3 separate regions of the Mus musculus genome follow, and all the other regions are linked to region 3. The links are chromatin loops, found by intact Hi-C in ENCODE. Cell type or tissue: left cerebral cortex. All regions are shown on one strand. Links, peaks and the distances in the headings refer to the core of each region. The heading gives the core; the rest is flanking DNA. Region 1 holds the start of 2700003A03Rik (a long non-coding RNA gene). Region 2 overlaps 2700003A03Rik (a long non-coding RNA gene). Region 3 has its middle 17 kb from the start of Ackr3.

Region 1 (7,505 bases), core at 1,062-6,061, 55 kb before region 3:
TAATCCAGCTTGGCTTATTTGCCAGAACTTGGCATCATGACGCATGAATAGAAGTCTCTGGAGGCAGCATGAAAGGAGCCATTGTGAAGGCAACTGCTCCACTAGGCTTCCATATCTTCATGCATTCGTTCCAGGCTCTAAATGGCCGCACGAGAGGGGGAAAACAAAAATTACAAAATAAAAATAAGGACCCAAAAGAAAGCCTCTTTGCATTTTTCTACAATGGATTTAGCGAAGGCAAATTGGCTTAAAGGTCACCAAACCAATCTACTGATTGATGGGCGGAAAGCAAGGCTCTCCTGTTTTAACTCACAAGGCAAAAGCTATGGTAGTGCTCCGCCACCTCTGTGGGGCAGAGATATCATCTCTGATCAGAGACATCTACACCTGCAATCAAATTAGATGTGTTTTAAGCCTGGCATCTTATAAGGGAATCGTGGTTTTCCTGGAGTTGAACAGAAGATTGAAATTGCAGAGTTGGAAATGTTGCTTTGACGTGGCGTTTTCATGAAGAAACAACAGGAAGCCAACATTCAGTGGATGTCAAGAGATCAGGCAAGAGAGAGAGGAAAACACAGAAGGTGCCCCCTAGAGCTGGAGGTGAAGTTTCTGGATACAGGCCTCACTTGGGTCATTTTTTTTTTTTTTGGTATAAGCCTGTGTGTGCACATGAGTGTATGCATATGTAAGCCAGAGTCAAGATTGGGCATCATTTCTCAGGTGCCCCCCAGTCTCTCACTGAATCTGGAGCTCAGTGGTCAGGCTGGAATGGTTGGCCAGCAAGTCCTAGGGATCTAGCTGTCCCTGCCTCCCACTGCTGAGGTCGCAAGCCTCTGCCACCAGGCTAGGCTTTTTCACAGGAGTCCTGGGACACACAATCTCATTCTCTTTCTTACGTGATTGAGCCATCTCCACAGCCACGAGTCAAACTACCCATATTTCCATTTCCTGGTCTACAAAACAGTCATCTACAAACAGCCACGTTTTAAAAGGCGTTACACATAAAACTATGGACAAAATAGCACATCCCTGGAAACAGCCCCAAACTGACAGTCAGACCCTGAGCCCCGGGGGAAAAACTGATTGGGAAAGACTGAGTTTCCAATCAGCCTGGTGTCTGAGTTTCCCATCACCCTCTTACAGGAAAAGGAAAGTGACTGCATGCTGGCAGGTGCCCCCGGGTGTTTTCAGCAACAGACTTCATCGTGTGTGCCAGGGTTTAGATTCAGCACGTCTCCCAGATGACCACATTCAAGCAAGCGCTTAGGGTGTGTCCGAGATATGTTTAGCGCGATATTCAATCTGCCAGCGATGGACAGTGGTTGCTGAGAGAGCCTTCTACACTAAATGAGTTGCATATTTTCTGGAGACATAAACGGGGGATGAATAGAATATTATCCAATAAAGCAGCACATGGGCATGGGGGGCGGGGGGGGGCTTCAAACACACTCTTTCCACAAATGACAAGGCCATCAGGATCTGCTGAGACCAGAACGGAAAATTAGCAGCATCTGACTGGGCCTGAGGAAGAGGCGGGCATTGGATACACTGATGTAAACAGACCAGCTGCATAGTCGGTGCCCTCCGCGGCCACCAGCCAGTGCCTCAGAAGAGCAGGCATGACTGCAGAGCTAGGAGCTAGGAGCATGTGTCTCATGCTGAATGGCTTCCAGGAAAGCTACTTCAGACTCTGAGGAGAAAGGCGACATAAACAACCCCTCTTGAGGTAGTGTCTGTCAGACATAGGCGCATTCAGGAAGCTACTGCCACTGGGGAACTGTGGGCATACATTCTGAGTTCTGAAGTTGGCCTAGGCTCTGGCCAGGCATTGCTACTGCCCTATGGAAAGGGACGTGGGAGAGGGCTGAGTGGCCTCCACTACAAACAGCAGAGAAGAGGAGGGCCTTGTTAGGCCTGGGACTTGCCCCAGGAGAACTGGCTTATGGTGAAGTGGGAACAGCTCTAAAGGCTAGTCGTGTTACAGTGTGCCTGGAGGGCTCTATGGGGACCAGTGAGGTTGTATGCCTACAATCCTTAGCACTAGGCCCCGCTGGCAGCCAGAAGTTTCTCCGGTCACTATATGCAGAAGTCCCCTCAGCACCCTTGGTCTCATGCAGGATTCTCTGCACAAAATGGCACAGGCCTTGGGTAGAAAGTGCTGCCAGTCAGCAGAGCTCCTTGTCCATTGGAGCTAGGTCAGGCACTAGCATCAGTGACAGCTTATTCCAGAGCCCAGTGATCCCACAACACCCTGTGCAAGTCACAAACTCCTGAGGGCCAGTCTCTTCCTTGGATGAGCCAAGCGTTCCTAAGAGAATCTTATCCTCTGAATTTCCCTGGGCTCTTAAAGAAACTACCTCAGCCTCACCTCCTTTCCACCATGGGTGAGACTATTCCTGTAGTAGATGCTACTCACCCATTTCCTCCTGCTCCTTACCAGTGTCAGGGTCAAGGTGTGCCTGTCTTTAGCTGGGCCTGAACTCCTGAGCAATATGGAGAGGAAACCCAGGCATGTGTTCCTCCTTGGAGTGGTGAGTTGAAGCAGGAATTGCTGTCAACAGCCATACACACAACACACATATACTAATACAGATGCACTCATATTTGCACGTGTGCACACTAAACACGTATAGACCCACACGTATGTGGACTTGTGCAGAGAACACACATGGAGTAAACTTTAGCACTGCACACTGACAGCATAGGTCCACTGCCCACACCCCTGTACTTTGAAGGTGACTAAGGGCACCCCATCCTCAAGGCCGGAGGGGTATGCTTGCTTGCCATTACCTGGGTACTACTAGGTCTGTTGAATGAGAAGTCAAATCACCTACACGCTTCCTGCTTTTATTCAGTTCGGTTCATCCTGAAGAAGAGCAAAGCTCCCATACAAGAAACAAACTTCCGAAGTCTAGCCACACCCTGCCCAGCAGGCTGCAAAGGACCTCCGCCCGCTAGCAGGCAGAGTTCGGACTAGTTGCCAAGATCTTCCTCATGCTCCAGCTCATGTGAAAGAGCTAAAATGCCCTGCTGTTGTTTGACCTGCCTTCATGCCGTTAAAAAGAAACTACCAGGAGCATCCTTCGGTTCATCATCTGCACAGCTGGGCCATTTCCATTTCAAACACCAGCTTGGCAGCTGAAAATTTCACCACTCCTCCCTCTCCCATGACACCAGCAGACTGTTCACCCCCTCCATGTCGGAATGTACGTGACTCATCCCAAGATGGCGCCACCATGTTACCGGCAGGCAGATCCTCAGGCTTCGAAGTATGTTTGCGTCTTCTCGCCTAGCCTACTCACCACCAGCAGCTCAGGGTGTGCCATCTGTTGAGCATCTTACACCCTCTGCACTCCAGCCAGAGCAAATTCCAGATGCCTCCTGCTTCCTACTCAGCATAGGTGAGAAGCTGCCCCCCACCCCATCCTCAGCAGCCCAAAGTGTGGCTGCTCCCCCTAGGTCCTGCCCACATCCTCACTCAGCACTGAAGTGGAAATGTAAGGGTTTTTTTGGAAAGTCGGTTGTGTTGGATGGTGTTTTGCTGGGGCAAACATGTAAGGGAGTGTTTTCCTGAAGTGGACACAGGTGAAAGACTAAGGCAGACTTATGAAGGACCATTTCATTGAAGCAGACACAGGTGAAAGGATGTTTTACTAAAGCAAGCACATGAAAGGACACATGATGAAAGATTCTTTGCTAAGGACATTTATGTATTGGCCCACCTTACATTGCGCAGCTGAGCTCCATCTGTTGGAACTCCATAGAGAGAAATGCCAAAAAAAACTTCTGGTACTGTGCTATAGCTACTTGCAGCTTCCGAGGACAGGCTCATTGACAGAGTGATGTCAGCTGAGATAGATGCAGGTGCCGAGTCACGTGCTAGGGAAAGATCCATGGAGAACACATGAAATTTAGAGATAACACGAATAAAACTTGATAGACAGTGACAGAGACTGAGCTTGGCTTACTTGTGGAACTAACTATGCAACAGCTTATGGGGCTCTCGACTTTGCTGATGTTTGCTGAGAGGCACAGCTAAGAACTTCTTCTGATGACCTTCCTAGTCCTTCCTGCTGACTCGTGCCGACACTGAGGCCTGGCTGTCTCTGCTGGGTCATGCCACCATTGCTGAGTCATGTTTACTGTCCCAACTCTACCAAACTGGACTACTGATATATCCATAAAATGTTTACCAGTAGACCGAGCTGCTACTAAATAACCTGTAAACTAAACTGCTGATTTCCAGACAACACAGATGGAAGCTGCTCAAAAAAAACCAAAAAACAAAAACAAAAAACAAACAAACAAAAAAAACAAACTGGCTAACCAGGTCCACTTCCCCTGTATCCTTTCTTTTCCACTACCTCTGGTGGGTGGTGGGCTAAAGGGGGAGTTAAGAACTATCATTTTTTAAAAAATTAAAGTTAGATAGCCCTTTGGAAGTTGGTTGAAATAATCCTGGGAAAGGCAGACAAGCTCTGTGACAGACACCTGGAAGAAGCACCCAGATACAGCCACATACGAGGCAGGGGGAAAGCTCGAGGGGCTCGTGTGTCTACTTGGGGTCATAGAAGAATTTTGCGGGTTTCAATTTTAAGATTTTTCCTACTGGAGCTGGAGAGATAGCTCCAGAGGCCACCCTTCCAAAGGACAAGTTCATTTCCCAGCACCCACACTGTGGCTTACAGCCACCAGCACTCCAGTTCCATGGGATCCAATGCCCCAGTAGCTGCTTTCTATCTTCCCAGGCTGCATCTATCCTGTGGTTCAGCTTCACTCAAGCAAGCTTGGATCCAGAAGCTCAAAGTACCAAAGGGTTGATGGATTCCCAAGGGTTTAATTCCCCAAAACATGAGGGGCCCCATCCCATTGTCATCAGATCCCAGGGCTGAACCTTGGAACCAGCTCTGGCCCTTGCAGCTTTTGCCCTCAGACTTGTAGCTTCTGCCCTTAGACTTGTAGCCTCTGCCCTCAGACTTGTAGTCTCTGCCCTCAGACTTGTGGTTTCTGCCCTCAGACTAGAAACCTCTCTCCTTCACTTCCTTCTTCTTGTCCTTGTCTCTTTCCTCCCTCCCTCCCTCCCTCCCTCCCTCCCTCCCTCCCTCCCTTCCATTCTTTTCTTCCCTTTTATTTGGGGGCAGAGGGGACAAGAGTTTAAGATCTCAAGTTCTCATTCTATAGCCCAGGCTGGCCTAGAACTTTATCTAATTCAAGATAGCCTTCAACTTGTGGCAGTCCTCCTGCTAAAGCCTCCCCAGTGCCAGAATTACAGGCATGGCCCTCTACATCTGACTTCTTTCTGTTTCTAAGTTAGAGTCCTGCATGGCTTTGCAGTTTTAAATTATTAGACAGGATCTTTTCACTGACCTGTCCCCTACTCCTTACCACTGCTTCTGGCTCATTACTCTGGTCCTTGATGGCACAGTGACCATGGTCCTCACATCCTCCCAGTCAGGCCTTGGTCAGTTCCTTTGCTTTGCTCTCCCCTTGGCCAATCCAGCCTCATTTCTGCATGTGGACAAAAGCCTGTGACTCATCCAGGAGCCATGAGCCCTGGTGGGCACAGTAAATTGTTGGAACTCAGGATGGTTACTTGTCACAGCCTGTAGGGCACTCAGGAACCCATCTGGCTGAGAGGTGTGTTATTAATGTAGAGCATTATCATTACAGCAACAACCACGGGGTGTCAACATTCCAGGGTCCGGCCCCCTCAGAGAAAACAGGCCTGAGTTGCTGGCACTCAGCACGGGCCTCTGTGGTGCAGACAAGTGTCCGGGCTGGGGCAGGTGGCATTTGCTTAAGTAAAGCCTTTGCTGACATGTGGGTGGAGGAAAGAGAGCGAGAGATCCGTTTCTCCAGAGCGAAGCTGCTCCGAGTTTCCAGCCCGAAGAGAGGCCCACGTCCACACATCCATGCAAGTGTGAGCCACGTGCCTCGGTGATTAAGGCTGTGGTTTGGGCACCGTGTCAAGAGCTCCCCATGAGACCCCAGCCCTGAAGCAGGATGTTGGAGATTTTTATTGCAGGCAATCCAGTTTCTCGGAGAGCTGGTAATGACAGTCCCCAAGAGCTCATTCATCCCTCCACATGCCTCAGCATAAGCTCTTCCCAGGATCCAGGAGATTCACGCCTGGCTCTGCTCCTCTGTCTCCCTGGCAGGACCCCAATGCCCGCTGACCATGAGGAGCGCCTAAAACCATGCTCCCAGCACAGTGTGAATGTCTGGAGGCCAGGGAATTAACTAGCCCCAGAACAGGAACCAGCAGGAGGCTGGAGACAGAAGTAGCAGAGTGTAGACTCTGAAGGAGTGCTTTATCCTTCATATCCAAAGTAGTATTTCCACATGTGATTAGTATGGACACGAATGATGAGAGAATCATGTGTGATTTTTGTACCGTTAATGCTACTTGTGGTTGACATATTGTGACTATATATTTATAGACCGCAAAGGGCTGTTTCTCCTTATGGGTACCATGCAGTGATGTGGCAACTGCTTTAACACACCCATCACACCTGGCCTAGCACTTGTTGGTGATAGACAATCTGTTTTAATGTTTATGTATCTGTGTGTGCCTGAATCTCTCCGGGTGTGTGCACAGATACGTGTGTGCATGTTCCCGTGGTGGCCAGAAGAGGGCGCTGGCTGTCCTCCTTCATCACTCTGCACCTAGTCCCTTGAGACAAAGTCTCTTTTGGGACCTGGAATTTACATTTTCTTCCAGTGTCTGAAAGACAGAGATCTTGTCTCCATCCCCTCAAAAAGCTGGGTTACAAACAAGTGTTGGATGCCCAGCTGGCCATGCAGGTGTTAGGGGCCAAACACCAGTCCTCGTGACTCTTCAGACAGTGCTTTTAACCACCAAGCTTCTCCCCAGCCCCACTCATGGTTACTGCTATGTTCACATTGTCATGGACATTATCGTGGGCTACAGTCACCATACTGAACAGCAAGCCTCAAAGTAGACCTCTTGCAGACATGGGCCTCTGTCCCTTGAAGTTCTCAGCCCCCTCCCCTCTGATAACATTACCCTCCTCACTAAATGCACGACCTCATCTTTCTGTATAATAGGCTTTTTAGCTATGTTCTAAGGTGAAGGTTAGAATTGGCTGTCCACTTGATCAGAACTGGAATCAACTAGGAGATGTGTGGAGACAGTCACCCCTGGCTGAGACCCACTGGGACAGATGTCTCACTGGGTCACCTTTAATGGAGGTTCCACCCTTTGGTGAGTCCATGAATCTGCTACCTTTCCCTAAACTATCTGCTAGATTCTCTCTGTGGAGCCACTGAAGGCAGAGGGGAGATTTTAAAACAAGAAAGAGCTGGTGTTCTCCTCCAGTGAGTAATTCAAACTTTGACATGGTGAGGATTCAACTATAGAGGGTGCTCACTCCCTTGACATGGAGGGGTGGAGGGAGACCTGTGTACGGGGTTGGACGACCAAAGGACAAGTCCTGTATAATTCCCTTCAGAGCCAAGGCTTGGTGTAGCAGACAGCCGGAAAA
Region 2 (7,505 bases), core at 869-5,868, 64 kb before region 3:
CTCCATCTTACACGAAGTACTCAGAGAGGTGGCTGAGTGAGGGGGACACTTCATGATGTTCTCCATGAGGTCTTACAGAGTGAGCCCAGGCTTTTTAATCCAGCTAGAATATTCTGGAACAGTATGACAGCCAGGATCTGGCAACAGGGACACACAGAGAGAGTGGCCAGGCCAGGCATGAGCACAGAGTGGTGCTGAGGTCCCCAAGTAGCACCTGATTGCCAATGCATGAAAGTCACGCAGAAAGACCTTTGGGGTCCTTGTGACGAGTTGTACAGGGATACAGAATCAGACTCTGGGGGCTACAGTGCAGAAGTCTCACTTCTGTGGCACATCTCTTCGAAGTTTGGAAAACAGCTGTCCCCATAGCAAAATCTCAGTCCCCTTGTTACCAGGAAGCAGGACCTGAGCAGGTGTTTCTCCTCTGTGCCTGAGTTTCTCACCTGTTCACCCCTCCCCTGAGCGCTGATGCAAGCTTAAGCCAAAGTACCTTTAGTGGTTTAAACAGAGCCCCGCCCATCCTGTGAGAGGCACCCATCCTAAACTGCAGGATTTATGAGTTGCCCTTTTTTCTTTCTTTTTCTCCCTCTCCCTCTCCCTCTCCCTCTCCCTCTCCCTCTCCCTCTCCCTCTCCCTCTCCCTCTCCCTCTCCCTCTCCCTCTCCCTCTCCCTCTCCCTCTCCCTCTCCCTCTCCCTCTCCCTCTCCCTCTCCCTCTCCCTCTCCCTCTCCCTCTTCCTCTCCCTTTTCTTTTTCTCAGTTTTGAAGCAAGGTCAGTGTAACTTTATAGGCCCTTGCTTCCCAGAAACTTATAGATCCAGGTGTCTCTATGTTGACGCTCCCCACCCCACCCCCACCTCGAGTTATGGAGACAAGAATAAAATTCCTTTTCAAAACTGATCTCCACCCTCGTACTCTTACTCCATAACAGTAAATAAAATCCAGATAATAATACCCAATGAAACAGGGGCTTTCCTGCAGCGATTTCTCTTTCCCTGGTATTTTCTAGAGATTTGTTCTCAACATGTGCCAGTCACAGGCACTGTGCCATACGCAGATTCCTGAAGGTTCTATGCTGGTTTCACCTATGAGAGCCACCGGGAACAGAACGCCAGGCTTCTCAGCAGCAATGAACCCGAGCAAGCTGTTTAGCCCACCTCCTACATGGCTGTCACCTGTGAACTCAGGCAAAATGATTCCCCCGAGGAGTCGCCAGAGTGTGGGTTGCACAGAGTGGGCAGGTGCCCATGGGCCTTCCCTCTGTGGCAGCTGTTCCGGGACTCCACGGAGAATCTCAGGAACGATTGTGTTCTGGGCCGCAGAATGCACCAGAACCACAAGATTAGGTCTCGAACTCATGGGTATCCCACTGTGAGCCAGGCCCTCAAATGAGGTGCCCACTCTCCAATCCAAAACACATCTGGTGCTCCAGCGCGGAATTCTGGGAAGGACTGCAGAAGGTCCCGCCCTGAGACGTCACGGACGTCACCGAGTAGAGGCATCTGTGGAAGTTGCAGACCTTTCTCAGATTAAAGCAAGATGGGTTTTGCTTTCTATTGCTGTGATAAATCCCACGATCAAAGGTGCTGGGGGAGGGGGAGGTATTTCATCCTACAGCTTCCGGTCTGTCATGAAGAGAAGCCAGAGCAGGAACCTGGAGGCAGGAACTGAAGCAGAAGCCTTGGAGGAGCGCCCCATTCCTGGCTAGCTCTCCGTGGATAGTTTGCTTTCGTTACCTCCCAAGACAGCCTGCCTGGAGGCAACACTGCTCACACTGGACTGGACCTTCCTGTATCAACCATCAATCAGGAAAACGCCCTGCAGCGACTAGCCTACCCCTTCAGTGAAAATGAAGACATTTTCTCGATTGAAATTCCCTCTCTCTTTCCAGATGACCGTAGCTTGTGTCAAGTTGACAAAAAGCTGACAAGCGTCGTGTGCATCGCTGCTGCAGCCTGGGAATCCTAGCCCTGGCTAGCCTGTCAACCTTTTAGAAAAATGGGTGCCTCCGTTGGATGCTGAACCCAGGCATGTGTCCTATATCTTCTGGCCAGAGGCCCAGCCTCTATAATCCAGTATAGGTCAGAGCATAACCCTGGAAAGTGTACCCAGCAAGAACATCAGCTGTGGACTCAGTTGGCAGGCCTCCTTCCCAGAGGCTCCTTTCACCAGACTGAAGCAGCAGAGACCTGAGTTCTGACGGATGGGGAGCTGGGATGTGTATTTTGTCCTGCTGACTATACCTCTGAATTTTATTTGGGTGGAAGGCTGGCCTGAGATACAAAGAAGAGGAGGTAGAATAACCCTGTTTTCAGGCTGGGGTGAGGTTTACAGGCATGCTGGCTGCTAGCCAACTCATTATCTTATACCTATGTCAGAGAGCAAGCAGGATTCAGGGGAGCCAAGTGTCTATCCCTGGTCCAGATGGTTTGGGCAGCGCAGAGAAACAGAAGGCACAGGCTGCATCTCAACCCCTAAGCCAAGGTCTCCCTTCACGTTCCTCTTCTCCTTGGAGGTGCATGTGTCCCCAGTGCAATCATTAGTCCGGGCAGTGGGCAGGGCAGTTCCCAGCATAAGCTCTGTGCTCAGCCTCAGTCCAAGCTGATGTTGCAGTACCCCGGAGTTAGAAAAGCCAGGATTAAGAAATGAAAAACAGTTGACAAAGCAATCTTTGAATAAAGTAATCCTGGTGTGTCTTAGAGCTGTTGACATGAAGGTTTGTAACACAAACAGGGGCCAAAGTTCCCACAGGGAGATAGACCCTAGGCCTTCAGTTATCTCAGAGAGGAGCCTGGTTACCATGGTGACCATGTAGGCCTGAACACTAAGAACAATTGGAAATGCCTTAGATAATTTGGGGTATTGTTGCTTCAATGACTATTTTTACCTATTGTGTTTATGTGCACATGTGCGCATGTGTGTGACCAAAGGACAACTTATAGGACTTGGTTCTCTCCTTCTATCATGTGGTTCCTTCAGGTCAAGCTCAGACTGTTGAGTTTGATGGCAGCCTTTACTAGCTGGTCCATCTTGCCAACACAGATCTCGTCTTTAATGCATAAACTGAGCAGGTTTCCTGGAGAGTGTTTCTAGATTTGACGTTGTTATTTACTTAGGTTGGACACAGAAGAGCATTTACTCAAGTTTCTACTCTGCAGTCTGCCAGGAAACCTTGTTCCCTACTTCCTTACAGAAATTGATGGGCATTAGGGAACATTTCCTGGCTCCACTTAGAGGCAGGATTGTGAGGGTTCTGCCTACGATGTGCTGGAGCCCTTTGCAATGCCAAATCACAAGACATGGGCAGGACTGCGATTCTCCTGGCCCGGAGCACATTTCTAATGATCTGTTTTGACAAGAAGGAATCAGAGAAAACAGAGTTGTGAAGGTGAAGAATGTCTTAAAGGGGGAGAGGTGTGAGTCCATGAATGTTACTTGTGAAAACTGAGGCATTTTTGAGATAAGAGTATTAAGAGGTAAAGAGAGAACTAGCTAACTCAGATTATCAACTCAGCAAAACAGAAAGGAACACAGTTACTATGGCAATCGTCATGGTTACTATGGTGATAGTGTGTAGGACTAAAAGTGAAGGAAAATTGGAAATGGCTTAGATTATGTTGGGGTCTTGTTGTTGTTATATTTTTATTTATTTTATGTATGTGTACATAAGGAAAACTCATAGGAGCATGTCTGTATTTCCTGAAATATTTAGCATTTGCTTATTCTAAACAGTGTAATGTTTATCTGAAAGTCAAGTGTAAGTGGATGGCCGGTCTGTGTCTTTGTCAAACCCTGCTGCACTAGGTGGTGGTGCTGGCAGACGTTCCCAGGCACTCCCTGTCCCTTTATCTCTTCTTAGGAACTGTCACCACTCCTTGGTTTCAGCTGCACCCATGTACCCCATTTCTTCACTGGATGCTTCCAGTTGTTTTGCGCTGCTAGTTCAGAGTCAGGTTTCCCAAACTGGGTATTGATTGCCACCAAGTCCTGCAAATGTTTTTTTTTTTTTTTTTTTTTTTTTAATTGTGTAAACCCGCAGTGGTACCTATTTCCTGTTCTGTAGAAACCCGTTTCCAACTCACATAGAAGATTGGCATGCTGTTGTGTTTCAAAGATGAAAACTCAATCACCATGGTGCCTCTCCCTGCATTTTACATCTGGTTAGCACGGCTCTGAGAATCCAAATGTAGAAGTCGGGGTTTTTTCCGTTCCAAGCACAGTATATTTGTCCTGGTTGTTAAATCACTCAGTTGCCTGTAACAGAATCCCAGAAGTCTCAACAGGGAGTCTCAATGGCAAAGGGCTACTCCCTGGCAGAGCATTCAGCAAAGCTGAGGACCTCTCCCCACCCCTTCTTAGCATGTGGTCACCGACCCTCTGCCTCCCTGACATTGACCTTGTTGCTCCCTGCAACTCTCCTTTGCAAAGGATTCCGCTTCGCCAGGTTCACATTTACAAAACTTTCTGGCACAGACATGCAAAAGGATAATGACATGCATCAGGAGATAAATTGATTGGCCCAGCTCGGAGCAGCCAGCCCTGGACTGGAAGCTTTGGGGAGGAGATAATTCCCACTGGGTGAGTCCACTGATGTGTCCTCAGTCGGGGTCTTTGATGCACATCTACCCTGGTAATGAAGCTTCAAGGATGGTGTCTGAATGATCTGAACTGCCAGCCAAATTTCTGCAAGTACATTCTGCACTGAGGCGTGTTTGGGGGCGTTGTAGGCGGTCTCACCCTGCAGTCACCAATAACCTTGTTTACACACGCCTCGGTATTTCTGAAGATTGCCAGCTCACCTCAGGAATCAGGAACGGAGGCCCACAAGCAATCCGCCTGTGATCACCGTCTGAACAGTGAAAGCTGTCAACAAGGGCCTGCGCAGAGAAAATAAACACGGTTGCTACTATAGCTTTTATAAACTATTCCATTTGGTCAAAGCCCCACACAGTGACTTCAGAGCCCATTTCCTTTGCCCATGGGAAATCAACTGCTATATGTCAGATCCCTACTCTTGTCCACACCCGCCCCTTTCTATGTTTGTTTGTTTGGGTGCGTAATTAATCCTCATCGAGACAATGTACAAAACATCCCAGAGCAAAAGAAAGATGCATAGCCACACGTAAATAGACGCGAACGTTTCTTTACTACTCCCAGGTGGACAGTGGCCACAGTTTGAGTAGATGAATTCGCTTATCTGGCTTTTTGACTGGAAATGTCATGAGCTTCTTCCCACCCATAAAGATGTTTGAATGGCCATGTGGAATCCTTCCCACTCAGCCCCCCTTCTTGGATGTTTTAGACAGCCCCTACATTTCCTGCTCCGGCCCTTGTAATCGACACCCATCATCACCAGGACCAAGCTCTTGCATAAATCCACGCAGATTGTTTATTACTGTGATCCCGATTGCATCTCTGACCCTGTATCTACTCGGGAATGTTTTGTTTTGTGTTGCTTTGTTTTAATTTTCCAGTGGCCGCACTTTCCTGTTTATACGTCCATTATTGGACTCTAGTTTTATTGTACTGTGGTCAGAGAATTCAGATGGCATGTTCTGGTCTTAGGAATTTATTGAAATTTCTAAGTAGTTCAATATATAGTCAGGTTTTGTAAATGTCCCGGGGAAAGTTAGAAGACCTCTCCTTTGTAGACTGTAAGCGGACTCTTGTCTATAATTTAATTATTCAGAATTCTCCTTACTATTTTTTTTTATCTCTTAAAAGCCAAGGAATTATCCTCACCACTATTTAGTTCTGGCATGTCCTTTTGCATTAATGTCAGCCCAGAGAGTTTGGCAGCTGCTGTTCGTTTTGGACTTTAAAGCCGGGGCAGACCACAACTCCATCCCGCCACCTGGGAGGCATCCTTCCATGGGATAGAAGAAGACACCACTATCTCTCATAACTGTAACTCATCTTCCCAGTAGTTTTTACTCTGTCCTGAATGACCGGAGTGTCATTTGACTAGGTCTCCTGGACTGAGTCTTACCTTTCCCTCTATTTATTCTTTTTGTATACCTTTGACCATGGGTGTGTGTGCACATGTGAGTGCATGTGCCCTCTGAGTCCAGAAGAGGGCGTCGGTGTCCCTAGCGCTGAAGACACAGGCAATCATGAACTACTTGACTTGGAACTGAACTCTGGTCCTCTGCAAGAGCAGCTCCCACTCTCAGTGGCTGAAGCCTCTCTGCAGCCTGGCATTTACTTTCCCTAACTGCAGGTTAGATTCTGCAGCACTGCATTTCTCTCTGTTTGGTTTATTACAAGTCTGTTGTTTTTGTTGCTGTTCTCCCATAGCCTCATAGGTTACTCTTTGCTGTGTAGAGTCTAGAAAGCAAATAACCAAATACTGTTCCTATGTCCTTCCTGGTCCCACAGTTGCCATACACCAGTGTGCATGATGTTGGCTGTAATACCAACTCATCCTCTGCTGTGATATCCACTCTGGGGAAGTGTAATGGTCTGGGCCAGGAATCAGATGCCAGCTGTCTGGAGATGATAGAGGCTACTTTTCCGACTCATCCTGACTTGCAGCTAGAGAGGCAGATATGGATTCACACTGGCTCCTGGCTTGCTAACTGACAGGAATCCTCAGCCCATCTTTTGGCCTTTGCCAACTTCTTGGATGGTGGAGGCCTCTCACTAGTGCCATCTCCTGTACATCAAGTGGGCTGGCTGGTTGGCTGGGACACACTCTAGTACTCAGTAGGACTCTAGCTGGGCCCCTCTCTGGCACCACTGCCATACTGGGAAGGCACTCTCCCAACTGAGAGAGATGTAGGTCCAGAGTGCTGGAGCGTCAGATCCTGTCAAGGTCAGGAGGGTCCCATAAGGAGGAAGCCACATCTACAAGGCTTATACACCCTTTCCCTGATAAATGATCTGTTTCCAGGAGCCTGCTGTGCCAAGCAAAGGGAAGCCATGTGGCATCTCTACCACCATGACCCATACTTAACTGGAGTGCAGCCTTCCCAGGCTGGTGTCTTAAGACGTTTCCAGAAACACTTCCCTATGATACCTGTCTCCCCTACTCATCCCTGAGGAAGGCCATGGTACATATTATCCCTGCACAGCCCTGCACTGACATTGCCAGTATCCCAGCCTCCTGGGCCCTGTCTCTGTCCCCCAGATAGCGGTATCTTACTGTGAATCCTTTTCATTGGTTCTCCAGAAAAAGACTCTTCAGTTATAGTCACAATATTAACCTGTAAACCAATAAAATATTAACCATGTGCTGGGACCAGCCTTCAGAGCTTTGTAGACATCAGTCCATCTGCTTCATCCATCGGGTACTGTTAGCATTGATCCCAAGTTACAGTTGAGAAACTCACCCCACCGACACAGCCACATGGACCCTCACGGTCAAACACAGTCAGTCTGGCTCCAGGATCTGCCGATATACTCAGTGCTTCTCATCCCTGCACAATGCTACCCCTGCTGCACTGTGCTCAATACTCAACTTCCCAGGAATGAAGAAAGGAGAGCCATGGGCAACGGCAGGGAGGCT
Region 3 (7,505 bases), core at 1,597-6,596:
CCGGGAACCACAGTCACACCCAGATCAGGCAGCCTACTCAGGGATGCAGCCAGCATCCTCAGCAAACAAAAGAACCACCTCCAAGTTAGGGTTGGTTTGCCTCAGCACTGTGGACATTTAGGACTGGATCATAGACTACCGCAAGCACCACCCTGGGTACTACAGGATGTCTAGACACATCCCTGACCTCTGGCTACTGGATATTAGTTAGCAGCAGCATCCAAGTATAACACCCAAGCTATCTCCAGACCTTGTCAAGGATTCCCTGGGAGCAGAACCACGCCCTGTTGAGAACCACTACTCTGACTCATGGCAGGGGGAGATCACATGGGTCTTCCATCTCAGGTAAGCTCATCTGAAGAAATTGCACATGCAAATCGGTGGATGGTAGAGTAAGAAGGACCCTTTTTGTCAGCAGGACACTGCAGTACAGCAGTAGCTGGATCCACTGTGGCATGGCTAAGCTCAGAGGCAGCCCATTTCCTATGACCAGTGAAGCATAGGGCGTAGCCATGTATTTCCAGGGAAGTGATGCTTCCTTCTGCCGTATGTTTCACAAGGTACAGAAGGGAAAAGCAAGCAGAGAAAGAAGGGGGACGGAGCTCAACTGTGACAGTCACTAGCATCATGCTGACCCCTGCAAGGACAGATTGGACAGCGTGAGCTTCCCTGGCAGAGCAGAAGCCTGAAGAAACACAAAGCTAGAGTTGTACAGGCCTGCACTGGCTCTCAGCCTCAGAGCCAGGACATCTGTCAAAGCAGGACACCAGAGTCATACATACAGCATGCTCCGTCACACCATGTACACAAGACAATACACACAGAGCTTACCATCATACAAAATAGGCCAGCCAGGAGACACTATATACACAGGATAGAGACTATACATACACAACACACCATACAGCATTTACATGCTAGTATATATGTGTATATATACCTGACCCCACGGAGTGGCACTATTTGGAGGTGTGACCTTGTTCGAGTAGGTGTGTCACTGTGGGGGTAGGCTTTAAGACCCTCATCCTAGCTGCCTGAAAGCCAGTATTCTGTTAGCAGCCTTCAGATGAAGATGTAGAACTCTCAGCTCCACCTGCACCATGCCTGCCTGGATGCTGCCATGTTCCTGACTTGATGATAACAGACTGAACCTCTGAACCTGTAAGCCAGCCCCAAATAAATGTTTTTATAAGAGTTGCCTTGGTCATGGTGTCTGTTCATAGCAGTAAAACCCTAACTAAGACACATGCAAACACTTCTCATACATATACAATCCTCATGCAACAGTCCACGTAAACACCATACATATTAGTTATACATAACACAGTACTAGGTTCATGTATACTCACACCCCACATATACCATACACACAATATACATATAACATCACACACACACACACACACACACACACACACACACATACAAGTAAGAAGCTACACTATCCCCTTTGAAACGGCTTTAACGCTGTCCCCATCCTGAGAGAGTAACCAAGGAGCCACCGTCTTATGCCTTTCTCTGCTTCCCCCACCGCAGCCCACACCTCAGATGCCAGTGCAAACATAACAGACTCAAGGAACAACATATGTGGAACACTGACCTCATCAGAGGGGCTTTACTGAATGAGAAACCATAGCTGTCTTGAAACTCTAGGGGAATTAAAGATATCAGCCAAGGCAAGGCAAGTTTGGATTCCCATGGAACCATGAACTTTGGGCACATCCCTACTTCATAAGGAGCCAGGAGGACAAAGTCCCAGGATGTGCAGGGCTGAAACCATCCACCCAGGAAGCCTCAGGCTTCTCTGTGTTCTCTTTCGTTTTCCTATCCTGGGCTTCGTTTTTTCTGTCCAGAGAGAGGGAACACTGTGACCTTTGAATTCTGTGTAAGGATAAGCCACCACACAGGAACTGACAGTCTTAGTATTCATTAGTTCTCTTCAGACAGACCCCTTCACTTTCCCCCAAAAGAACAGTTAAAAGTGACGGCATCCTGGGAGCTGAGGCTTAAGGTCCAAGCTTTGTCCCTGGGCCTGCCCTGCAGTTCTGGCCATCAGCAGGATTCCTTCTCTGTAAGCCTTCCCTGTTTCTCTGATCTAAAGGACCACGCCTTCCTCTCCGCTAAGACTCCAGGATGCCCCTCGCCTTGATGCGCTCGCCAAGTCTCATTGCCCATCACCACTGCAGGCTGAGAGCATCTCTAAAGGAACCGCAGTGGTTCCATTGCTGCTCTTTAAAAGACATGCTCATTGTGCAGCCAACAGTGGTGTGCCATAAAGCCTGTCCAACTAATGATTGAATGAGCGAATGTATGGACGGATGAATGAATGAACAGGAACAAGTGCAGAATAAATCGTCAGCAAAGACATTTCTCGGGCTGCACAGCTGGGCGACTGGCGATTTTTCATTTACACTTCACGCGCCACACGAAATTCAAATTCTCATTACAGCACATTGCAGAACGCAGCCTGCACTTTCAACAAGGACCCTGAGAAATGTGACGGTGGGGGGAACCTTTAATGCTTTCTTCCTATTGATTACGGCCCCGTGGAAAGGAATGAAAAGATAACTTCAAACGCTTTCGTATGAAAGGCAAAAAGAGGAAGCAAATTGTGCACGGCTTGCTGAAGCCAGGCCTCTTCAGACACGCCACCGCCACCAACAAGACACGTCTGCTGCCCGCCACATGGCGCGTTGCCGTGCCAACATACATTCTGAGTCACCCAAGCAGATTTAATGCCATCGCCCCAACGACTTTCTCTCTGCCTTTTCTTGTGAAAACTGTTCAAGGGAAGACACTGACCTACCTAGGAAATGGTTTTAATCAGGTTTGTTCCGGAAATAACTATGGAAATGCAGATGCTTCTGGACGTTCTGTTGTGACAAATGGCTGAGAAGTCCCCTAGGCCACACCCCTCAGCCTGTAGGAAAAACTGCCCTGAGTGGCAGCCGTTCAGAATCCTACATGAAGTGTCATCAGCATATGAAAGCACACAGACTCCAAAGCCGTACCTCACTTTTCACATACCACACAGACAACCATGACCACCTTTATACAGGATCCTGCCCTGGGTCCATGAATCTCAGACGCTGTGAATCAGAACCCTCAGAAACAGACGCCGAGGCAGTGTGGAACACGAGTAAAGGACTGTGTGAATGGCGTCTTAGAGAAAGCCAGGTGACCAGACACTTGTAGCAGACATCCAGCAAGCTCGAAAGCATGGGTTTCACCAAGGGGCCATCCATTTCTACGCTGGTGACAGAATCTCAGAGCATCTCCACTTCCAGTGACAGGAAGATGAATCATAGGGGCTAGGGAGGGGGGTCGAGAGCTCAGGAAATCTCTAAGAACATTAGTGTGGCCCTGAGCGGTTTTCCAAATGCATCCCACTCTGGTCATTCAGCTGCATTGACTCACAGGTATGCTGTGTTTCATGCTCACCAGTAATCCTCTCAGAAAGTGGGAGGTAGTATGAGAAATATACGCACCTCACGGAGCTTAAATGAAGCCAATGGTGTAGATCTCCCAGACCTAGTGCTGTCCTGTGGGCCCCTATCCACTGACTATGTTCTTTCCAGGGCTATGTGTTTATTTGTTTATTTTTACACTTGCTTATTATGCATGGGAGAGGGTCATAGGACAATCTGTGACTCTGTTGGCCCCCTTTAGGTGCGTTTCCCAGCCCAGCGCTGTGGGTCTTGAGGGCCATACCACGAGACAGAAGAAGAGCTGGTAAGGTTGAAAGCTCAGACCCTGGTGAATCTCAGAATTGAGACTGCCTGCCCCTACCTGCTCTGGAATATAACTACTGACACCCCACTGAGAACCATGGCAACCAGTCACGTGGCATAGAAACCTAGAGTTCTCCATGCTAATGAGGTATCTAGATAGGCCCCAGTGTTCAGCCAATGAGCTCCCTTCCTGGGCATCCCTTCCTGCAAAGGCATTTAATCCCTGGTTCACCCTAAGTGAGGAATATGCATTCACAACTGCCATATATAAAGCAGTATGAACAAGCGAAGACTCTCTCTTCATTAAAGATCGCCTGGGATGTGGGATAGGGAGAAGAGAAGCCTTCAGGGTAAACAGATCTTCTAGATCTCCTGAGAAGGCCTTCTCCCTTCCAGCCCCTCTGTACTCTGAGCACTCACTCAGAATCAAACCTGGTTCTTCCCTCACCTTGGGCTCTGCCTTTCCCTTCCTGTGTGGCCCTGAGAGGAAGCACAGACTGGAGAGCCCTATTCCTAACTCCCAGTGGTACACCAGCAGTGCCTGGGTATGCGGGAGCCTCGCAACCACAGCAATCGTCCGAGGCTCCACTGCTTCCCACTCTGGGAAAACACAGACTGAGGACTCCCATTACGGACAGAGTTCTTCCTCCCCTGTGCAGCCGGCTGGTGGTGTTCCGGGCACTCCAGTGGCGAGGCAGACACAGAGCCCAGCATGGGACTTGTCAGAGGCCCTGCTAAAGAGATAATTGGTATCCTGGAGTTTCAAGTCCTAGATAAACCCCAGGCTCTCCTCGTTACCATTCATTGATGACTGGGGCCTGGTGCTTCATTGTTTTGTGGCAGTACTGTGTGCTTAGCCTCAACTCATGACATGCTAGTTTTCTCATCTCTCTCTCTCTCTCTCTCTCTCTCTCTCTCTCTCTCTCTCACCCTCTCTCTCACTCTCTCTCACTCTCCCTCCCTCTCTTCCTCTCCCTCCCTCTCTCACTCTCCCCCTCTCCCTCTCCCTCTCTCATACACACACACACACACACACACACACACACACACACACACACAAATGTCTGTGCATTACGGCATTGTCAAGTGTATCTTAGGACAGTTGCCTCAGGAGAAAGCCACAACTAAGGCAGATGAGCCCCAAAGGCAAATCTTTCACCTCACTCTGAAATGCTTTATTATGAAAGAAAAAAAGAAAGAATAAATATTGTCCAGAGCCTGAAGATGGGCCAGCTGTTGTCTTCTGAGTGTTCTGTGACAAGCCCTCTGCAAGGACCCTGTGGTTTGATCATCACACAGTTACCATTTGGGACAAGGCTTATCACACAGAAGAGCAACTGGGGCTCAGCAGAGTTAAAGCCTTTCCCAGTTCCCTGCATGGTAACCAGTGACAGCTCTTTGGGCTACTCCCAGGGCTTGCCCCCACCATGGTAGGACCAGCGCCTTCTAGAAGATGAACCTCAAATCATTTGGCTCATCCCAAACATGATATCGGAAACCATGTCTGCGCGTGTGTTGGTGCAGGAGCAGTAGCAAGTCCAGTCATGTCCTTCTGCGGCCATATGTTTTCAAGTGTGCGAGGGCATGAGAGTCAGAGTATGGGAAGTAAATATTCTTAGAAGGGTTGACCCACAGCTGACCCAGATACCCCAAATGCAATGAAACACTGCAAAGTCATATTGTACAGGGACAGCAATGCCCCCTCAGAACTTGCTCAAACTTGTCTCATACCATGTGTGCATGGTCTATCTCTGGAATCAAGACTGTGGGGTGGGGGGCTTGAAGGGGTTGTGGGAAGGCGTCACCCACCAAGGCTGAGCAGAAGAAACTTTGCTTGAAGATCTAGGCTGAGAGGGATGGAAGAGTTTTGGAGGCATAGGAATGGTCTTTTGAAGTACTGGGCCCGCCTGGACCCATCACTCTAGACGGACTAAAATCCACAAAGAAGCAGTATAGAGCTCAAAAGTGAGACTCTGCTCCCCAAGTAGGTACCTTGGGGTCTCATTGCTACTCTCCCCATGGATAATTCTCACCCCACCCCATCCTATACAGGTCCATAGATCTTTGTGTTTCTCCCAAGCTCAAAGGCATCATTTTTGGCTTAGATGGGTGTCTCTAGGACCCACCCATTACAGAGTGCCCCCAGGGAGAGGCCCAGAAGGCAGAATTCCCCAGTCCTACTAAATAAAACAGACACCTTCAGCTGCTTCTAAGAGAGGCCCCAAGAAGCCTCAGGAACAATGGCTTTAAACCTGCCTCTGACAGCTGTGAACATGAGAGTGTTGGGGTGGATCTCCCCTGGTTGCTGGGATGGGCACTTGCATGAGGCTCCTCAGAGGACCACAGGCCACTGTGTAGTGGTTAGGCTTTGTTCTTTGGTGACAAAGGCTCTGTCAGCCATCATTCTTTATTTCCAGAAAGCCCAGGCCACATTCAAGGTAAGTAGTTAATGCGTCAAGCCTGGTGGAGCACGTCAAGTGACACAGTGGGCAGCAGTACCAAGCACTGCCTGGTGTACAGGAAACGTCTGCCTCACCAGTGCAGGGACAGAGAGTGAAGGTCACTCTCCCGCACTCTCCCTGGAAGAAGCACGGGGGAAGCAAAAGCTGCTTTTCTCCTGACCCTGGGGCACACCCTATACACCTCCTAAAGTCCAAGTGTCACTGGTTGGTAAGGCACCAAGTGGCTTACATACTTTGGAGGCTGGAGGCTGATGTTTTGAAAGATCTACCCTCCTCCACAAAGGAAGCCGTGTAAGTGGGTCCCAAGTGTCACAGTTAGGGCTCCTATTGCTGTGAAAAGGGTACATTTCAGCTTCCAATTCCAGGCAACAGTCTAACTCTGAGGGAAGTTAGGACAAGAACTCAAGGCAGGAACCTGGAGGCAGGAACTAAAGCAGAAGCCACAGAGGAGTGCTTACCAGCTTGCTCTCCATGGCTTGATCAGTCTGCTTTCTTATAGAACCCAGGGACATCATCCCAGAGATGACACTACCCATAGTCAACTGGGCTTTTGCATATCAGTCACAAACCAAGAAAATGTACCACAGGCTGGCCCACAAGGCAGTCTAGTGGGAACATTTTCTCAGTTGAAGTGCCTTCTTCCAAAAAAATGACTTCTAGCTTGTGTCTAGTTGACATAAAACTAGCTAGCACACCATGTGACAGAATTCCTGGGCCTCTGGAGTCTAGATTTAAGGAAAATCAGGGTCTCTTGGCATCCTTCTTCCCGCCAAGTCCTGCACCATATCCACCCCTCAGAATCTTCCTTCTGCCTCCCCTATGCTCACATATGTAGAGTGGGGCAGAATATTCTTTCCATGCTATGGGATGAGCCCTTCCCTTGAGCACATTCTACACCCTTGATTCTCTGTTCTCCCATAGTCCCTCAGGAAAGGTGCTGCAGAAGCCTAAGGCCAGACTTGGAGTCTAGATAGCAGGTCTTGGAACCCCAGGGTGACAAAGAAGGGGATTTGTAGAAATACAGAAAGACCTCAGTCACTTCACCATCCCTGAGACAGAGGTGGTGCCTGTATCCTGGAGACAGCAGACTTGACATGTACCAAGAACTCTTTGCCAGGAGTGGTGGGGGCTGGGGATGCATGTAGTAAAAATTGTCCTTGGTGAAAAGGCCCAGGCTGGCAAGTCTCCTTGCTCTGTCTTCTTATCTCAGAGGAGGAGATAGCTAGATGACTACCCCATGGCACAGAGAAAAAGAAAGAAAGAAAGAGAGAGAGAGAGAGAGAGAGAGAGAGAGAGAGAGAGAGAGAGAGAG

The links. Hi-C counts contacts between places; a loop is a spot of excess contacts. Peaks named below come from ENCODE experiments on the same cell type or tissue, not always from the same donor. Only the 100,000 strongest peaks of a DNase experiment are listed, where the experiment ranks them.
Region 1: it touches region 3 in a loop (3-fold over the local background); 3 of 42 quality-filtered maps call a loop at or near these places.
Region 2: it touches region 3 in a loop (2.3-fold over the local background); 3 of 42 quality-filtered maps call a loop at or near these places.

What each region holds. Positions count from the first base shown.
Region 1 is chr1:90,271,768-90,279,272 of GRCm38, reverse strand. 2700003A03Rik (a long non-coding RNA gene) reads right to left here and starts at 6,401. Exons shown (of 4, transcript XR_003947931.1): 1 at 5,368-6,401; 2 at 3,723-3,879. In left cerebral cortex, for the core only: no CTCF peak of the experiment used is centred there; DNase peaks (open chromatin) are centred at 3,278, 3,793 and 5,922; H3K27ac peaks cover 1,693 bases.
Region 2 is chr1:90,280,431-90,287,935 of GRCm38, reverse strand. 2700003A03Rik (a long non-coding RNA gene) reads right to left here. Exons shown (of 4, transcript XR_003947931.1): 3 at 4,081-4,875. Among named protein-coding and RNA genes, the nearest start is that of 2700003A03Rik, 11 kb to the right of the region's middle. In left cerebral cortex, for the core only: no CTCF peak of the experiment used is centred there; DNase peaks (open chromatin) are centred at 3,318, 3,478, 3,815, 4,254 and 2 more places; H3K27ac peaks cover 1,620 bases.
Region 3 is chr1:90,217,448-90,224,952 of GRCm38, reverse strand. No RefSeq gene overlaps it. Among named protein-coding and RNA genes, the nearest start is that of Ackr3, 17 kb to the right of the region's middle. In left cerebral cortex, for the core only: no CTCF peak of the experiment used is centred there; DNase peaks (open chromatin) are centred at 2,697, 3,364 and 3,824; H3K27ac peaks cover 995 bases.